2 separate regions of the Mus musculus genome follow, and region 2 is linked to region 1. Evidence: chromatin loops called from intact Hi-C (ENCODE). Cell type or tissue: gastrocnemius. All regions are shown on one strand. Each heading gives the region's core, and the rest is flanking DNA. Links, peaks and the distances in the headings are about the cores only.

Region 1 (8,332 bases), core at 251-8,250:
AACTTACTGTAGTATAGTTTGAACATTAGCTGCCTTTAAGATTTGTAATGAAACTCGAGTGAGTTGTGTGTGTGTGAGGGTATGTGTGTGTGTGTGTTAAACTTCACTGATTGGTGAGCAGTTTGTTACAACGATCTGGTTGTCTGTGTCTGTGTGTCTGTCTGTGTACATAACTGGGGATCCAATCCAGGGCCTTGGGCACCTCAGAGCAGATGGTCTACTTCTTCTTCAGTCAGAATAACATTACTTTTATATCATAAACACCCTAATGTTCTGTGAAGATGACTTATAAAAATCTTCCAAATTAAATTGTTTTTTTTGTTGTCTCCTCCTTCAAGAAAATACTTTCCTCCATAAAGGTACCTCCTTTTTCCCCCTCTCTCTTTTTTGTTTGTTCTTGGTTGGTGACAGAGGTCAGGAAGGAAGTAATTTTAAAAGTTAAAGTCTGGATTTGAAGTGCTTTCCTACATAATGCGAGGTCCCCTCCCTGTGGACTAATCTAGATTAAGCAGTTGCTAGACTAGACTAGCTGTTTATTCCCCCCCCCCCCCCACACACACACTGTTATTCTGCTACACTAACTTCAGATATCTCTAGTTGCTATCCTCCCAACCCCTAATGCATTTCAAATCTTTAGAGTCCTCTTCTTGCTATTGCAGTCTCCGTACCTTTTCCAAATTACTTGCTATTTATAGCCTTCCTGTAGTGGGCACATGTGCCCGCATCACCAAGCTGTCAGAGGGGAAAAATGAAGGCTATCAATTCAATGTGTACCGCATAATCCATTAACCAGGTTTAGGAGAAACTGCATGATAAAGGAGGTGAAAAGAGAAAACAGAGGCTCCTGAGCTTTCGAGAGGAGGTGACACCTACAGATGCGGAATACCCCAATTCAAGTACCGCAAGCATCTGAATGGCGCCAGTGCCTACATCTGTACCCTCTCCCTCTCTCCCCTTTACCGCATCTGTGCAAGACAGGAAAGACAGGCAACTCCACCAATCAGCAGGCTGCCCCAGGAACCTCACCCCGCCTCTCTAGCCGCATTATGCTGAGGCGCGCAGCCCCCTTTACCCATCCGCTCCTCCCCTACTCCAAGCCAGGCAGTCTAGTGGATTGAGCATGCCCAGCACCTTTACTGCTGCGTCTCACTGCAAACAACCTGCAGTGCTGGAGAGCGGGAGGCTGAGAGGGTTCCTGGCTTAGGAAAAGAGGTGGAAAACTAGAACCGCCCATGGCTAGAGTAGAATGGCTTTAAGCACTGGGAGCAACGTCACATTTGTAGGTCTTTAATGCCGGTTGGGCTAGACAGGGACACCCTGCTTGATTTATAGGTCATCTTAAAAAGAAAAAGAAAAAAAAAAACTTTGGGGAGCGTCTGCTTGTGGTGAGACTAAGAAATAGGCTTTGCAAAGAGGCTGCTGACCCGTTTTCATCAAGAAGTACCCATTTTCCTGTGCAGCCTAGCCACTTATCCTTGTCTCCCACTTATCCTTGTGGTCAAGGTTAAAAGTGTATAGGGTCGTCTAATGCTCGTGCAAACTATGAAACAAACATCTGCTAACATATACACAGTAAGGGTGTACACTTAGGAACTCTCTGAAGGTCCTTTACATCTTTAAAAAAAATCACAAATAGACTTACGAATGTGATAAGGGGTGCCAGGTTTCCTCCAGCCCCCGCCCCCCACCTTTTGCACTAACTAACCCTTAAGTGTGAATCCCTCTTCACCTGCATGAAGGAAGAGAAATGGTGACTTTTACATTTTATTTCCTTAGTGATCAGCGGCTAATAGTGCCAGGTGTGAGATCCCAGGTCGCGATTCCGAGAGACCCTAACCTAGCCAACAGTCATTGCCCTTGGGCGTCCCTCTCTGTTTCTTCCAGGTGCTTCACCACGGTACGTCCGGAGATTCCAGGTGGAAGACTGGCTCAGAAGTCCTTTAGAAAATCTTACAAAAATGTAGATCTCCCTACCAGGGCCTCTCACCCAGACACCGACATCCAGCTGCCTCCCGGGGGTCGCCTTTACCTGTTGGGTGAGAGCTAGCAGGTCACCCGCGTCCCCTCCGCCCCAGCGCCCCCACCCTCTCGGGGCTCTGCAGCCGCAGTGCACCCCCCCTCTCACTGCCCCCTCCCTCACTCCTGCGTCTTCCCCAGATCCCCCCCTCCCGTTTTCCCAGACTCCCCTCCTGCTTTCCGGTAGCCACCCAAACAAGCCTGCCCTCCCGCCGCGGGGATTCCTACGGGCCGGGGGCGCTCTGGGTGGCACGGGCGTGGGAGACACAGCGCCCCGGGCTCTGCCGGCCACGCAGGGGCGCTGCCCGAGCGCTGCAGCAAAGGGCCAGCGCGGGCGCCTCTGCGGCACGGCCAGGGGGTGGAGAGGGGCGGGCGTGGGGCGGGCTCGGCCCGGAATGTAGAGCGAGCAGGGAGAGGGAGAGAGACCCGGGCTGGAGCCTCCCGGCGGCGGCCAGGCTGCTGAGCGCAGAGGCTCCGTCACGTGTTTTGCTCCTCTGGAGTGAGACGGCGGCGCGGTCTGAAGAGGGCCAGCGCGCGGTGCCAGCCGCCGCAGCCGCCGCTTGTTTTGGTTGGGGCTCTCGGCAACTCTCCGAGGAGGAGGAAGGAGGAGGGAGGAGGAGGAGGGAGGAGAAGGAGGGAGGAGGAGAGAAGTAACTGCAGCGGCTGCGCCTCGGGAGGACCGGGCGTCTTCCCCGATCTCTTCCCAAACCTCCCCCGCTCCCCGCCTCCCTCCCTCGTCCCCTCCCCTCCTCCCTTGCGGACTGGAGCTAGGGGCAGGGATGAGCCTGTCCCTCTGGACCGTCCCCTGCTCCCCCAGCTGCCCAGTAGCGTTGCGCGTGGAAAAGCCACTTTCCCCGCCCGCCGAGATGGGCTCGAGTGCGGGCTGCAGAGGACGCGTCCTCGGGCGGCAGCAGCAGCAGCAGCAGCAGCAACAGCCGCAGCGCCGCGGTCTCTGCGATTGAGCTGGTATTTGGGCGGCTGGTGGCGACGGGGACGGTTGAAGGGTGGGAGGAGGCAGAGGAGGAGGAGGAGAAGGAGGAGGGAGAACCCGGTGCAACGTTGGGACTTGGCAGCCCGCCTCCCCCTGCCCAAGGATATTTAATTTGCCTCGGGAATCGCTACTTCCAGAGGGGAACTCGGGAGGGAAGGCGCGCGCGCCTAGAGAGCCAAGCGGGGACTCCTCGGGCCATCGCTGCCTCCCTACATCGGACTCGACCAGGGGCGGCAAGGGATGCACCATAGCTCCTTCTCTGCTGCAGGGACTGGGGGAGACATAGTCCTCGGAAGATTGCGGCTGCACTCACCCTAGACCCACTGCCCTTCCCTCTGGGCATGAAACGCCCTTAAACTCGGATCAGGCTATCTTCCTTGGCGCAGTTACCTCGTCCTTCGGCTGCCCCTCCCCAGCTCCAGGAACAGCGTGAATTTTGGAGTCAGAATTTCTGCGAGCTTCCTCCAGCCCGGAGTGCATGTGCGGGGCCGCACTGAGAAGCCACCCCTCACCCAGTTTTTCAACACCTCCCTCTGCTCCGCAGCAGCATGGCGAGCCCTCCGGATACCGATGGCTTCTCAGACGTGCGCAAGGTGGGCTACCTGCGCAAGCCCAAGAGTATGCATAAGCGCTTTTTCGTGCTGCGGGCGGCCAGCGAGGCCGGGGGCCCAGCGCGCCTGGAGTATTATGAGAACGAGAAGAAGTGGCGGCACAAGTCGAGCGCCCCCAAACGCTCGATCCCCCTCGAGAGCTGTTTCAACATCAACAAGCGGGCTGACTCCAAGAACAAGCACCTGGTGGCTCTCTACACCCGAGACGAACACTTTGCCATTGCCGCGGATAGCGAGGCTGAGCAAGACAGCTGGTACCAGGCTCTTCTGCAGCTGCATAATCGGGCAAAGGCCCACCATGACGGGGCTGGAGGAGGCTGCGGCGGTAGCTGCAGCGGCAGCTCTGGCGTTGGAGAGGCAGGGGAGGACTTGAGCTATGACACGGGTCCAGGACCCGCGTTCAAGGAGGTCTGGCAGGTTATCCTGAAACCCAAGGGCCTGGGTCAGACAAAGAACCTGATTGGCATCTACCGCCTCTGCCTGACCAGCAAGACCATCAGCTTTGTGAAGCTGAACTCCGAGGCAGCCGCTGTGGTGCTGCAGCTGATGAATATCAGACGCTGTGGCCACTCAGAGAACTTCTTCTTCATCGAGGTGGGGCGTTCCGCTGTGACAGGGCCTGGCGAGTTCTGGATGCAAGTGGATGACTCCGTGGTGGCCCAGAACATGCATGAGACCATTCTAGAGGCAATGAGGGCCATGAGCGATGAGTTTCGCCCTCGCAGCAAAAGCCAGTCTTCATCCAGTTGCTCCAACCCCATCAGCGTTCCCCTGCGCAGGCACCATCTCAACAACCCTCCACCCAGCCAGGTGGGACTGACTCGGAGATCTCGAACTGAGAGCATCACTGCCACCTCCCCTGCCAGTATGGTGGGTGGGAAACCAGGTTCCTTCCGGGTGCGTGCCTCCAGCGATGGCGAAGGCACCATGTCCCGTCCAGCATCAGTGGATGGCAGTCCTGTGAGCCCTAGCACCAACAGGACCCACGCCCATCGGCATCGAGGCAGCTCCAGGCTGCACCCCCCACTCAACCACAGCCGCTCCATCCCCATGCCTTCTTCTAGATGCTCACCTTCAGCCACCAGCCCAGTGAGTCTGTCATCTAGTAGTACCAGTGGCCATGGCTCCACTTCAGACTGTCTCTTCCCGAGGCGCTCTAGTGCTTCCGTGTCCGGTTCGCCTAGCGATGGCGGTTTCATCTCTTCTGATGAGTATGGTTCTAGTCCCTGCGATTTCCGAAGTTCCTTCCGCAGTGTCACCCCAGATTCCCTGGGGCACACCCCACCAGCCAGGGGTGAGGAGGAGCTGAGCAATTATATCTGCATGGGTGGCAAGGGAGCCTCCACCTTGGCTGCTCCCAATGGCCACTACATTTTGTCTAGGGGTGGCAACGGCCATCGCTACATCCCAGGTGCTAACTTGGGGACAAGCCCAGCGCTGCCTGGAGATGAAGCCGCGGGTGCAGCAGATCTGGATAACCGGTTTCGAAAGAGAACTCACTCCGCAGGCACATCTCCTACCATTTCCCATCAGAAGACCCCCTCACAGTCTTCAGTGGCTTCTATTGAGGAATATACAGAGATGATGCCCGCTGCCTACCCACCAGGAGGTGGCAGTGGAGGCCGACTGCCCGGCTACCGGCATTCCGCCTTCGTGCCCACCCACTCCTATCCCGAAGAGGGTCTAGAGATGCACCACTTGGAACGTCGTGGAGGCCACCACCGTCCAGACACCTCCAACCTCCACACTGATGATGGCTATATGCCCATGTCTCCTGGGGTGGCTCCAGTGCCCAGCAACCGCAAAGGAAATGGGGACTATATGCCCATGAGCCCCAAGAGTGTATCTGCCCCACAGCAGATCATTAACCCCATCAGACGCCACCCACAGAGAGTGGACCCCAATGGCTACATGATGATGTCACCCAGTGGTAGTTGCTCCCCTGACATTGGAGGTGGGTCCAGCAGCAGTAGCAGCATCAGCGCAGCCCCTTCTGGGAGCAGCTATGGGAAGCCATGGACAAATGGAGTAGGGGGGCACCATACTCATGCCCTTCCTCATGCCAAACCTCCTGTTGAGAGTGGTGGCGGTAAGCTCTTGCCTTGCACAGGTGACTACATGAACATGTCCCCAGTGGGAGATTCCAACACCAGCAGCCCCTCAGAATGCTACTATGGCCCAGAAGATCCCCAGCACAAGCCGGTCCTCTCTTACTACTCATTGCCAAGGTCCTTTAAGCACACCCAGCGCCCTGGAGAGCCAGAGGAGGGTGCCAGGCACCAGCATCTTCGTCTCTCTTCTAGCTCTGGACGCCTTCGCTATACCGCAACTGCCGAAGATTCCTCCTCTTCTACCAGCAGCGACAGTCTGGGTGGGGGTTACTGTGGGGCTAGGCCAGAGTCAAGCCTCACACATCCCCACCACCATGTCTTGCAGCCCCACCTGCCTCGAAAGGTAGACACAGCTGCACAGACCAACAGCCGCCTGGCTCGACCCACAAGGCTGTCCTTGGGGGATCCCAAGGCAAGCACCTTACCCCGGGTTCGAGAGCAGCAACAGCAGCAGCAGTCTTCCCTGCACCCTCCCGAGCCCAAAAGCCCAGGAGAATATGTGAATATTGAATTCGGGAGCGGCCAGCCTGGCTATTTAGCTGGCCCTGCAACTTCCCGTAGCTCTCCTTCAGTTCGATGTCCACCCCAGCTCCACCCAGCTCCTAGAGAAGAGACTGGCTCGGAAGAGTACATGAACATGGACTTGGGGCCAGGCCGGAGGGCAACCTGGCAGGAGAGTGGTGGAGTTGAGTTGGGCAGAATAGGCCCTGCACCTCCGGGGTCTGCTACGGTTTGCAGGCCAACCCGTTCGGTGCCAAATAGCCGTGGTGACTACATGACCATGCAGATAGGTTGTCCTCGTCAAAGCTATGTGGATACCTCACCAGTGGCCCCAGTCAGCTATGCTGACATGCGGACAGGCATTGCTGCAGAGAAGGCGAGCCTGCCTAGACCCACAGGAGCTGCTCCTCCTCCATCCTCCACAGCCTCTTCTTCTGTTACACCTCAAGGAGCCACCGCTGAGCAAGCTACTCACTCTTCCTTGCTGGGAGGCCCTCAGGGACCTGGGGGCATGAGTGCATTCACCAGGGTGAACCTCAGTCCCAACCATAACCAGAGTGCCAAAGTGATTCGCGCAGACACTCAAGGGTGCCGGAGGAGGCATAGCTCTGAGACCTTCTCAGCACCTACTCGGGCTGGCAATACGGTGCCCTTTGGAGCAGGGGCTGCAGTAGGGGGCAGCGGCGGTGGTGGTGGTGGCGGCAGTGAGGATGTAAAACGCCACAGCTCTGCATCCTTTGAGAATGTGTGGCTGAGACCTGGGGATCTAGGGGGAGTCTCCAAGGAGTCGGCTCCAGTGTGTGGGGCTGCTGGGGGTTTGGAGAAGAGTCTTAACTACATAGACCTGGATTTGGCCAAGGAGCGCTCTCAGGACTGCCCCTCTCAACAGCAGTCCCTACCACCCCCTCCCCCTCACCAGCCCTTAGGCAGCAATGAGGGCAACTCCCCAAGACGCTCCAGTGAGGATTTAAGCAACTATGCCAGCATCAGCTTCCAGAAGCAGCCAGAGGATCGTCAATAGCGTAACTGGACATCACAGCAGGTGCGTTTTTATGGTGGCAAAGTCAGAAGACAAAAGTGCTTTTACCATGGGGTGCTTGAGTTCTGTTCCTTCCCCTCCTTCTCTTCCCACTCCTTCCCACAGTGTCCTTGGGGAGGATACTTTTTCAGGAGGTGTGGGGGTGGGGTGGGGAAGGGTCAGGGTACACAGATGCTCACCTCGCATTGACACCTGGCAGATAGTCAAAGAACTGTGTTTGGAGCAGCCACAGAAGGGCTTCTCTCTGAGAATCCCCAAGTGTAGAACTCGCCAAACTTAACGTTCTATCAAATCAGTTCTAAGGTTTGACGAGTTCCTTCCTAGGACTCATTCTCTTTTATCCCGAAGTCTTCTTTTGACGAAATATTAAGGCCAGCTCCTCCCTAGCAGGGACAATTCTACCAAAAATACTAGCTAATACCGAGGCTGGAAAGCTCTCCTTTTAAGATCCTTTCTCAGAGTTCTGAAGGGCAAGCTTACCGAGTGGCCCTGTGCACTTTTGTTCTGTGATTTCACAGTACCAAAGCAATTGTAAACAGCAGTGACTTAGACCCGAGCTCTCTTAAAAAGATTCACCAGTAAGAGCTTTTTAGGCACAAGTGTTTTATTTATAGAGAAATCTTTACCTCTCTCTGATCTCCAAAGAAAGTAATTGTGGGGCACATTTTCTTCTTGTTCTTGTACTAGGAATCATGAAATGTTTTTCACACACGGACCTACCATTTTTCAGGCATGGTTGCTTTTGTACAGAATATGCAATAAACACCACACGCCTGGGACCCTTGGGAGTTCGCCCCAGCCTGTTTGCCCTGTAGTTCCTTTACTTGTATTGAGGCATCACACATACGTTTGGGGGGCTATTTTTCTGTAAGATTACTACCATTTCTTTAGTAAAATGAACGGGCACTTGGTCAGGGGAAAGAGGGTGTTTGTTCTGGTGTGTGTTGAGTGACAGGGCAAACCTGTGTATTCTCCATCTGTAGGGTTTTTGTTTTTCTTTAAGTTTATGAATAGATGCCTCAGAGATGTTGAAAGTTGGCCTTAGGTCATCTGTGGCCAAGGC
Region 2 (8,332 bases), core at 212-8,211, 320 kb after region 1:
TTAACCCATGAAATCCTGGCTCCCTAGGAACTCATGGTCTAGGAGAAGAAAAAGATTGATAAATACATTGGAGAAGGTTAAATGTGATGAAATAAATAATGACAGCGATAAAAACTCCCACTCAAGTTAGAATTGAATTTGCATATTGAGAGAAATTCAGATAGTCAAATCTATGAAGGACACAAGGCAAACATGAGTTTGGTTTGAGTTCTGGATTGAATAATCCAGTAGACAGGGATTGGCAGTTCAGCTCATTTTAAATTTTCTATTTGAATAAGCACTTGAAGTTTGTGTGTGTGTGTGTGTGTGTGTGTGTGTATTTTATTTTATTTTTCTTTTTGGATACAAGACAGAAATCATTGCATGTATTAGATTGCATTGCCTTACATGGTTCAGGGAAGGAAAGCCAGAAAAACATCTACCGGATATTCCATGAAATGTTGTTTATGCGAGCCAACAGAAAGAATTAGTTTGCACATCCGTATCAAATGCCCACGCTCTCAGCTCCCCAATTCTTTATATAGCTGTCATGAAACAAAGATACGCCTAATTGGCTTTGCCAGCAGTAAGGGATAAGCTATCTTTTTTCCCCCTCCCATCTTTACTGGCTACGACTCTCATTCCTGATTTGATACAGAACACATAGCTTCCTCTAAAAAATGGATCTGTGTTAAAACGAATCTGTATACAGATAGATTTTTGCAGAGCCTCCACAAAGCAATGACATGTTGGATGTTTTTGGTATTGTGGACACTTGTAATTTGGGACCTGGGACTGGTATTTCCTTTAGAGTGGCAAGTATGTCATGTGGCTTGGGGCAGATGCCATTCTATGCCTTGTATTACATTATGCACGGGCAGTGACCTTAGCCTTGATTTATTTTTGATACTTATGTGTTGTACATATCTAAGGTCTTGTGTGAAATAGTCTTGGTTCCCAACATTATCATACTCATGATGAAGACACAGACCTTCACAAGTCTCTAGAATGACTGAAGTCACTACTAATACTATATTCTCATTGCAGGCATCATAGAGGAACTTACTTACTTTTCCCCTTCATTTACTCTGTTCCCACATTTTTATCTATAGAAATAAGATTTTTAAATAGAGGAAGTTATTTAAGAAGGCATGATATAGCTTCCTTTTTTTTTTTAAAGCCTAGTCTTAGTATATCTGTAAAATAGAGTGAATATTTAAATGCTATGTTTGGAAATATTTTGACTTTTTATTTAAATAATGGATAATGTTATGGTCAGAGATGATAACATTTTTATTGACTACAGAGATAACAGCTATGTTTATTTCTGAGCTCTATGTATATCTACAAAAATTGGCATGTAGTAGAGAAAGAAGAAAGAAGGAAGTATGGACTTCTGAGGAGTATTTACGCCTAATTTGATGCCATTTTGTACTCTGAACTTTTTATCACTTCTTTATTTTACAGTATTTAAACCAATATTTCTCCCTTTCTCTTGGAATACTCATGTAAGAATAAATTCATTTGTGAACACTCGGTTGGTTCTAAGAAGCATGTGGAGGGTCTGCTTTCCTGGACAGAAGGAACTATTTTTTTTACCTTCTGGAATGCACAGTTGATGCCTGTCTTCAGGTAAGGCTTGTGGTTGATGTTCTGAGAGGCATATGAACCTGGGCATGCCTTTTCAATCACTAAACTGAAGATCTACTAAGATTCTTTCTATTCAGGCCATCTCTTTGTGGTTTCAAAATGGCTATCCCAACTCTACACTTTAAATTCCAAGTCTGAATAAACAAATAGCAATCTTTTCCCTAGAATTTCAACCAGTCACCATCTGTATTTCAGTTTGTGTTTGACCAACCTATGACTGATTCTATGAACTTCTCACTATTCCTGGGTTCATGGTTAGCTTTTCTTTTTTCCATCCTGGAGAGGAAGTAGCATTCTCTGGATGCATTTTGTTTAGCAGTTAAGTGGAAGGTAAACCCACATATAAAATTTTATTGTTAATATTGGAAAGGAGGGCATATATGCCAGTCTTGAAAGTAAACAGACACAAAAATGTCCACAACGAAAGGTATACCTTGGTTTTCCTGCCATGGATGATTTAGGTTATAGTAGAAGTGATTATATAAAAGATATAAGTGTGGGTACCAGGTACAGGCACCCAGATCTTTGTAATGCATGTGTCACATATTCCTAGAATCTAAAATCTGTGTAAGCAAAGAATACTACTCTATAGAATAGTATATGTGGGCAGGCTACTGTCTCAATTCAGAATCTGCCTCACATAAAATACTGCATGGGTACCAGCTTCCAGATGCTCACTCTAAACTGGTGTTATATCTATTAGCCTAGTGCAGATTTTATACATTCTTTCTGAGGGATATGCTCTTGAAATTTTATTTATAACCATGGAATTAATACACAAACCAGTTTAACATCAACTAGAGCTTCAGCAGAGTTATTTCGTTTAACATGAAGGCCCTTTCTGGGGTTGGTAATAAATCGTCTCCCTAATATGTTCAGAGCTTAAGGGTAAAGCTATCTCTCATGGAAAGAAAGATCTCAGTAAAATGAGTCCCACTTTAGAGGGCTGCAGTAAATTTAGTTCTAGGGCTTTCCCTCTGCCTTGAAATCTTCCCTGGAAGATTATCTGAATAATATTGTAATCTGTAGTATCTCTACTGAACACACACACACACACACACACACACAGAGAGAGAGAGAGAGAGAGAGAGAGACAGAGAGAGAGAGACAGAGACAGAGACAGAGACAGAGACAGAGACAGACAGAGACAGAGAGAGACAGACAGAGACAGACAGAGACAGAGAGAGACAGAGAGAGACAGAGACAAAGAGACAGGCAGATACTACTATTGCAATTTTATTTCTTTGTACTTACTAATTAGGTTTATAAAGAAATATTTAGGGGCAGAACCCTGCCCCCTCCCGCCCTCCCCAGATTCTGATGTGAGGGCAAATTACCTGGGAGTTTTGTTAAATATAGATAATGCTTACATCCATGATTCTGCATTCTCACAAGCCAAGCAAACCAGCAAGCAGAAGATAAACTGCGGGCAGTGAAGAAGCTACCGTTGCTCAGACCACACTTTGACTAACAAATCTCTACTTGTGTTGGCAGATACAGCAACACGAGCATATTCCTATTATATTTGAAAAAATGTCGGGATTTCAGGCTCATTAATGCTTTGCACACTCTTAGTACCTACTCGTCAGTAGTGAATCAGCACAGCAGGCAGCACAGCGATTGTACGGCCTGAAGTGTTTACTTTCATACTCCTAGAAGCAGCTACTGGTCAACTCAACCCGAATACAGAAAGTTTAACTCTATTGAATACATTGCCACAGATAATTCTTCTAGAAATGTCTAGAACTTGCCAGAGGAATGATTTGTGTGCTAGAAGGTACATAGTCACTGACTAGGCAATGATCTAGTCTAAGCTGCATGACGTTCCTCTTGAGTCCATTTTCATACCTTCTTGTCTGCTGCTCCAATGCAGCTCAAGGCTCATACAGTGTAGTTCTTCATTTTAGATGCTGGCTGAGTTCTCATTTTGGTCCTCTTGAAAATGATCTCAATGAAAACATTTGTGTTCTACCAATTATTTCCTTTTTGATCTATAATTCTTATGGAACAACCATAGGCATTATAACGTTGGTAAATTATCCCCAAATCAATAAAGCTGTTAGTAACCAAATGAAAATAGTAACAGGAAATACAAACTTAGCAACCAAACAGCCAAACATATTTCTATAAAACATTCTACATATTTGGCTGTGTACCTGTCCTGGTGACATGTTAATCTATCCACAATTAGCTCTTATTTTATAGGAGCCTATTATTAATTTCAATGCCTTGGATGGTAAGACAAATGTTCCAAGTGATACTTCACTGCTTCCAAATTAGCTTTGGAGTCTTTTTGCAGGGTGTAAATGTCACTATATTACGCACAGCACTTGAGACTGCTTCCTGAGCATAGAAGGGGTTGTGTAATTCAGCCATCTTATCCTCTGGATGCTCTTCCTTATGAACAAGACCTGCATGGTGATAAGTACATGGCACACTTCTCAGTGCTCCTTCGTGACCAAGACACAGTTTGGACTTGGGCGCCACATAGTCTCCAGTGCCACCTGCCCAGCGTCACATGAGTCTTCAGTATTTCTGTCTCCTGAGAGTTGGCATGACAAGTATACATTTGGCCTTAGCATGTGGCTATGTGAGATCATTGGCTTGGATGAGGACATGGGGTGAATTCTCTCAGGTTTCCCCAAGGAAAGGTGAAGTGAAGATTGACTGCAGGGTAAGGTTAATAGCCTTAGCAAGATTCTGCCTCACACTGTGTCAGAGCACAGAGAAACCACTCAAGCATTAACCAGGGATTTAATTCTGTTGACAGATAGCCCAGCTATGCACTGAATAATCTCAGGGGTGAGCCTCAGCTATCTAAGGGAGCTCAATAAATAGTACCCCTCCTTTCTCATATTAGAACTGAAAGTGGAGGGGAACTTGGAGTAATTTGCTGGGGACTGTATCGGTTACTCTTCTCATTACTGTGACAAATATCTGAGGGAAACAACTTTATGAACTTATTTTGGTTCAACAGTTTTGAAGAGTCACAGTCCAATATGGCTGGGCTGATGAAGCAGGCCTACTAATGGTAGCAGGAGTGTTTGATGAACTCCTATTCACATTACCAGGACAGGATGCAGTGTGTGTGTGTGTGTGTGTGTGTGTGTGTGTGTGTGTTTGTGTGTCTAGGGGTTATACCTCCAAACACCCATCCTAAACAACTGGTTAACCTTTATCCAGCTAGTGCCTACTTCCTAAAGGTATCACAGCTTCAAATGTGAGTGTCACAAGCTGCAGACAGAGCATTGAGAAAAAAAATGAATTCATGGAGAATAGTCTAGATTCATACCATGGCAATGTGGAAAGGCAGCTTTTGACATGGCTCTCGGTGATATGAACCCCCTGGTGGTCCCTGTGTAATCCCCTCCCCAGAGTGTGGGAAAGACTTTATAATTCGCTTCTAACTAATAGATCGTGACAGCTGTGCTGGGATATCATTTCTGTGATTATGTCACACGAGACTGTAGCTTCCAATTTGCCAACAAACTCTCCACTTACTCTCTCTTTCTGATGAATTTGAAGGAGCTGGGGTGCAGAGACATTTGAGAGGCAAGAAATTGAAGGCAGCTCCTGTCAACAATACGGTGAGAGAACTGTAGCCCTCTATTCCCCAAGAAAGGGACTCAATAATCATAGGACATTAGAGATAGGTTTTTCTGTAGTTGAACCACTAGAGGAAAAGTTTTCCCAGGCTCACAGCTTCATGGAAGCCTTACAAAAAAACCTTGGCGTAGGGAAAGAGCTAAGCCACACAGAGTCCTCATTAACAAAAACTGTGAGATGATGCTGAATGTGTGTTTTAAGTTGTTAAGACAAGCTAGCAGTGGGTCTTTGTTTCTAAGCAATGGATGGGGAATATAAGTGGGTTTTGGAAATGGGTTGACTTATTGGTAGGTTCTGACATAGGCTACCTGCTCAGTCTCTAATGGTGCTGATCAATGGTATTCTTATTAATTAGGTGGCTGTCTCTGTGTGCTAGTTGGCTTTTTGTCAACTTTATGCAAGCTAGGGTCATTGGGAAAAAGGAACCAGAGTTGAGAAGATGCCTCCATTGGACTGGCCTGTAGGAAGCCAAAAACAATCTTGTGGCTAATTTTGTTTGTTAGATGAATGAGGTAGAGGGCCCAGCCCACTGTGGGCAGTGCCTTCTCTGGGAAGGAGACACTGGATCACATAAGAATTCAGGCTCAATGAGCCATGGAGAACAACCCAATATAATAGTTGTCCTCTGTTTTCTCTGCTTCATTTTCTCCACTTAGTTCCTGCCTTGACTTCTTTTCAGCATAAATTATAAACTGTTGACTAATAAACCATTTCCTTCCAAAGTTGATTTACCCATGGTGTTTTATCACATCAATAGGAAGATCTAGAACACTGGTAAAACCTGCCCCCACCCCCACCCCATGGGAACAGGAAAAAGAATGTTGTCAGTGAATCATTTTCTATGTTACTGGTGGAAGAAGGAAGGCTGCTAATCCAGTTTGGTCCTCTTACTGAAGTAACCAGATGCTGTGATGTCCAACCAGGTCCATTGGAAAAACAGACTAGAGAGAAGGCAGAACCTTTCTTTTAACTAGTCTTTCCAAATATGTAAATGAAAATGGGTTAGGTGTCATTGAGTTTCCTGGTTTCCCAGAGACCCAGGAAGCAACTCCATGGAGAGGAAGAGTATGGCAGAGGGGAAGGGGATGGGAGATGGGGAAAAGAATTCTGGGAGACAGAATGGGAGGACAGGGGTCAACATTTGGGATGTAAATAAATAAAATAATTAATTAATAAAAATAAAGGATGTCCTTGTGATTTATAAAATATGTTTAGGGAAAACAAACAAACAAATAAACAAACAAAACTCTTCTCATACTAACCAGACTAACTAAAAAAAAAAAAAAAAAAAATCAAGGTTCCTGTATTGATTTGAAACATGCTCACTTTTATGGTCTGCATTCCATGCAAGAATTAGCAACACAAATAACTATTGAGATTATCACCTTTTTCAAGGCACAGCCTAGGTGCCAGGCCATAATTGATAGCAAATGACCAGAACTCTATATGCTGAGTTTGCTTTCTCCACAGACCAATTTCTATAAGATTAAGAGGCAAAATATTTATCAGGGAAGGTTACTGAGATGAACCTGTGGAAGGGATGGTGACGCTTCAGATGAGGCAGAGGGAAGAATAGAGCTGTGAGCCAGTCCTGTTGAAAACCTCAGCTGGGAACACAAGACATGTGTAGGGGTGGCAGTGGCTTGAGTTGACATCCTTGGCTAATGGATTGTTTTCTTATAACACTGGTTTTTAGCAGGCAGAGATTTGGATAAAGGTGAAATACCACCAGTATTTCTATTACCTTGAGTAGTAAGTCCTTTGACAGGGCAGGTTAGAAAATAGAACCTGTTCTTGGGTGGAAGATGTCTCTAGGAAGAAAGGTATTTCCAAAACTCCATCCCTCCCTGATCTTCACTTGATCTTAGCCAAAAGGCCGAGAAGTGATTCCCTCCCTGATCTTACCCCCCCACACACCTTTTTTTTTTTTTCCTCAAAGTAGAGAATATGATGCTAGAAGCTGGGCTAGATTATTTCCTCTGCCAGTTCACACCAGCCTCACAGGCACTTCAGCATCTGGCAGCTGCCGAAGTAGGAACCAATCTTCCTGAAATGTCTCCCTGCAGAAAGTGTTCTTAGGTGCTGAAGACGGGGAGGAGGGACTGCTTGGCTGTGGAACTGGAAGCTTGTCTGGACGGTTAGTAAAGGAAGCATCCAGTGATTGTAAGGTGCTTATGTTTCTATTGTTTATTGTTGCTGTTGTTTGTCTGTTTTGTTTTATTTTACTAAAGATACTGTTTGGAAGATTCCTCTCTTTGACACCCATGGGACAGTTCATTGTTTTAATTTATCAATAGGTAGTTGTATAGATGGCAGGTTGAAGAAGAACCAATGTCTGATCTCTCTTAAGGCCATCACTCCAGTGATAGAAGCATTCCTGACACTGCTTGAATGACCAAGAATCAGAGACCAGATAGACCAGGGACATACAGTATAAAACTAAATGCCACTAGTCTAATAGTCTAAAAAAAAGTAGTGATAAAATGTCTCTGAATGGTACTCTTCTATACTCATACATTAGTTCCTTATTCAGCCATCATTAGAGAAGTTTCACTCTGCAGCAGACCCGTAGCCAGAAATTATACACACACAGAGAGATAGAAAGACAAGGAGACAGATAGAGAGGCAGAGAAAGAAGAGACAGAGAGACAGAGACAGATAGCGTGGAACAACAGCTCTGAATGGGATGTCTTTATCAAATCCTTTTCCTCAAAGCTCAAGGAATCCTGTGGAAGAGGAGGCAGAAAGAGTTTAAGAGCCAGAGAGAATGGAGGATACCAGGAGAATATGGGCCTCTAGACAACTGAACAAAGCTCATAGAGACTACCACGGCATGCATTGACCTCCACCAGGTCCTCTGCATATATATATTATAGCTTTCAGTTTAGTATTTTTTATGGGACATTGGTTTAGAATTTGTGTGTGTGTGTGTGTGTGTGTGTGTGTGTGTGTGTGTGTGTGTGTGAATGAATGGGTCTCTGATTCGTGTGCCTTCTTATAGGACTTTTTGCCTTCTGTTAGTTTGTCTTGTCTAACTTCAATGTGATGATTTCTGTTGTATGTGATTATATTTTGTTGTGTTTTGTTGTTTTCTCTT

Evidence for each region. Hi-C counts contacts between places; a loop is a spot of excess contacts. Peaks named below come from ENCODE experiments on the same cell type or tissue, not always from the same donor. Only the 100,000 strongest peaks of a DNase experiment are listed, where the experiment ranks them.
Region 2: it touches region 1 in a loop (10-fold over the local background); 3 of 42 quality-filtered maps call a loop at or near these places.

The regions. Positions count from the first base shown.
Region 1 is chr1:82,285,717-82,294,048 of GRCm38, reverse strand. It overlaps Irs1 (insulin receptor substrate 1), which reads left to right and starts at 2,610. Exons shown (of 2, transcript NM_010570.4): 1 at 2,610-7,272. The coding sequence starts at 3,556. The coding sequence ends at 7,251. In gastrocnemius, for the core only: CTCF peaks have their summits at 2,305, 3,771 and 5,223 (motif pointing right); DNase peaks (open chromatin) are centred at 6,922, 7,105, 7,392, 8,063 and 9 more places; H3K4me3 peaks cover 7,598 bases; H3K27ac peaks cover 7,582 bases.
Region 2 is chr1:81,969,481-81,977,812 of GRCm38, reverse strand. No RefSeq gene overlaps it. Among named protein-coding and RNA genes, the nearest start is that of Mir6344, 160 kb to the left of the region's middle. In gastrocnemius, for the core only: no CTCF peak of the experiment used is centred there; no DNase peak of the experiment used is centred there; H3K4me3 peaks cover 455 bases; H3K27ac peaks cover 3,555 bases.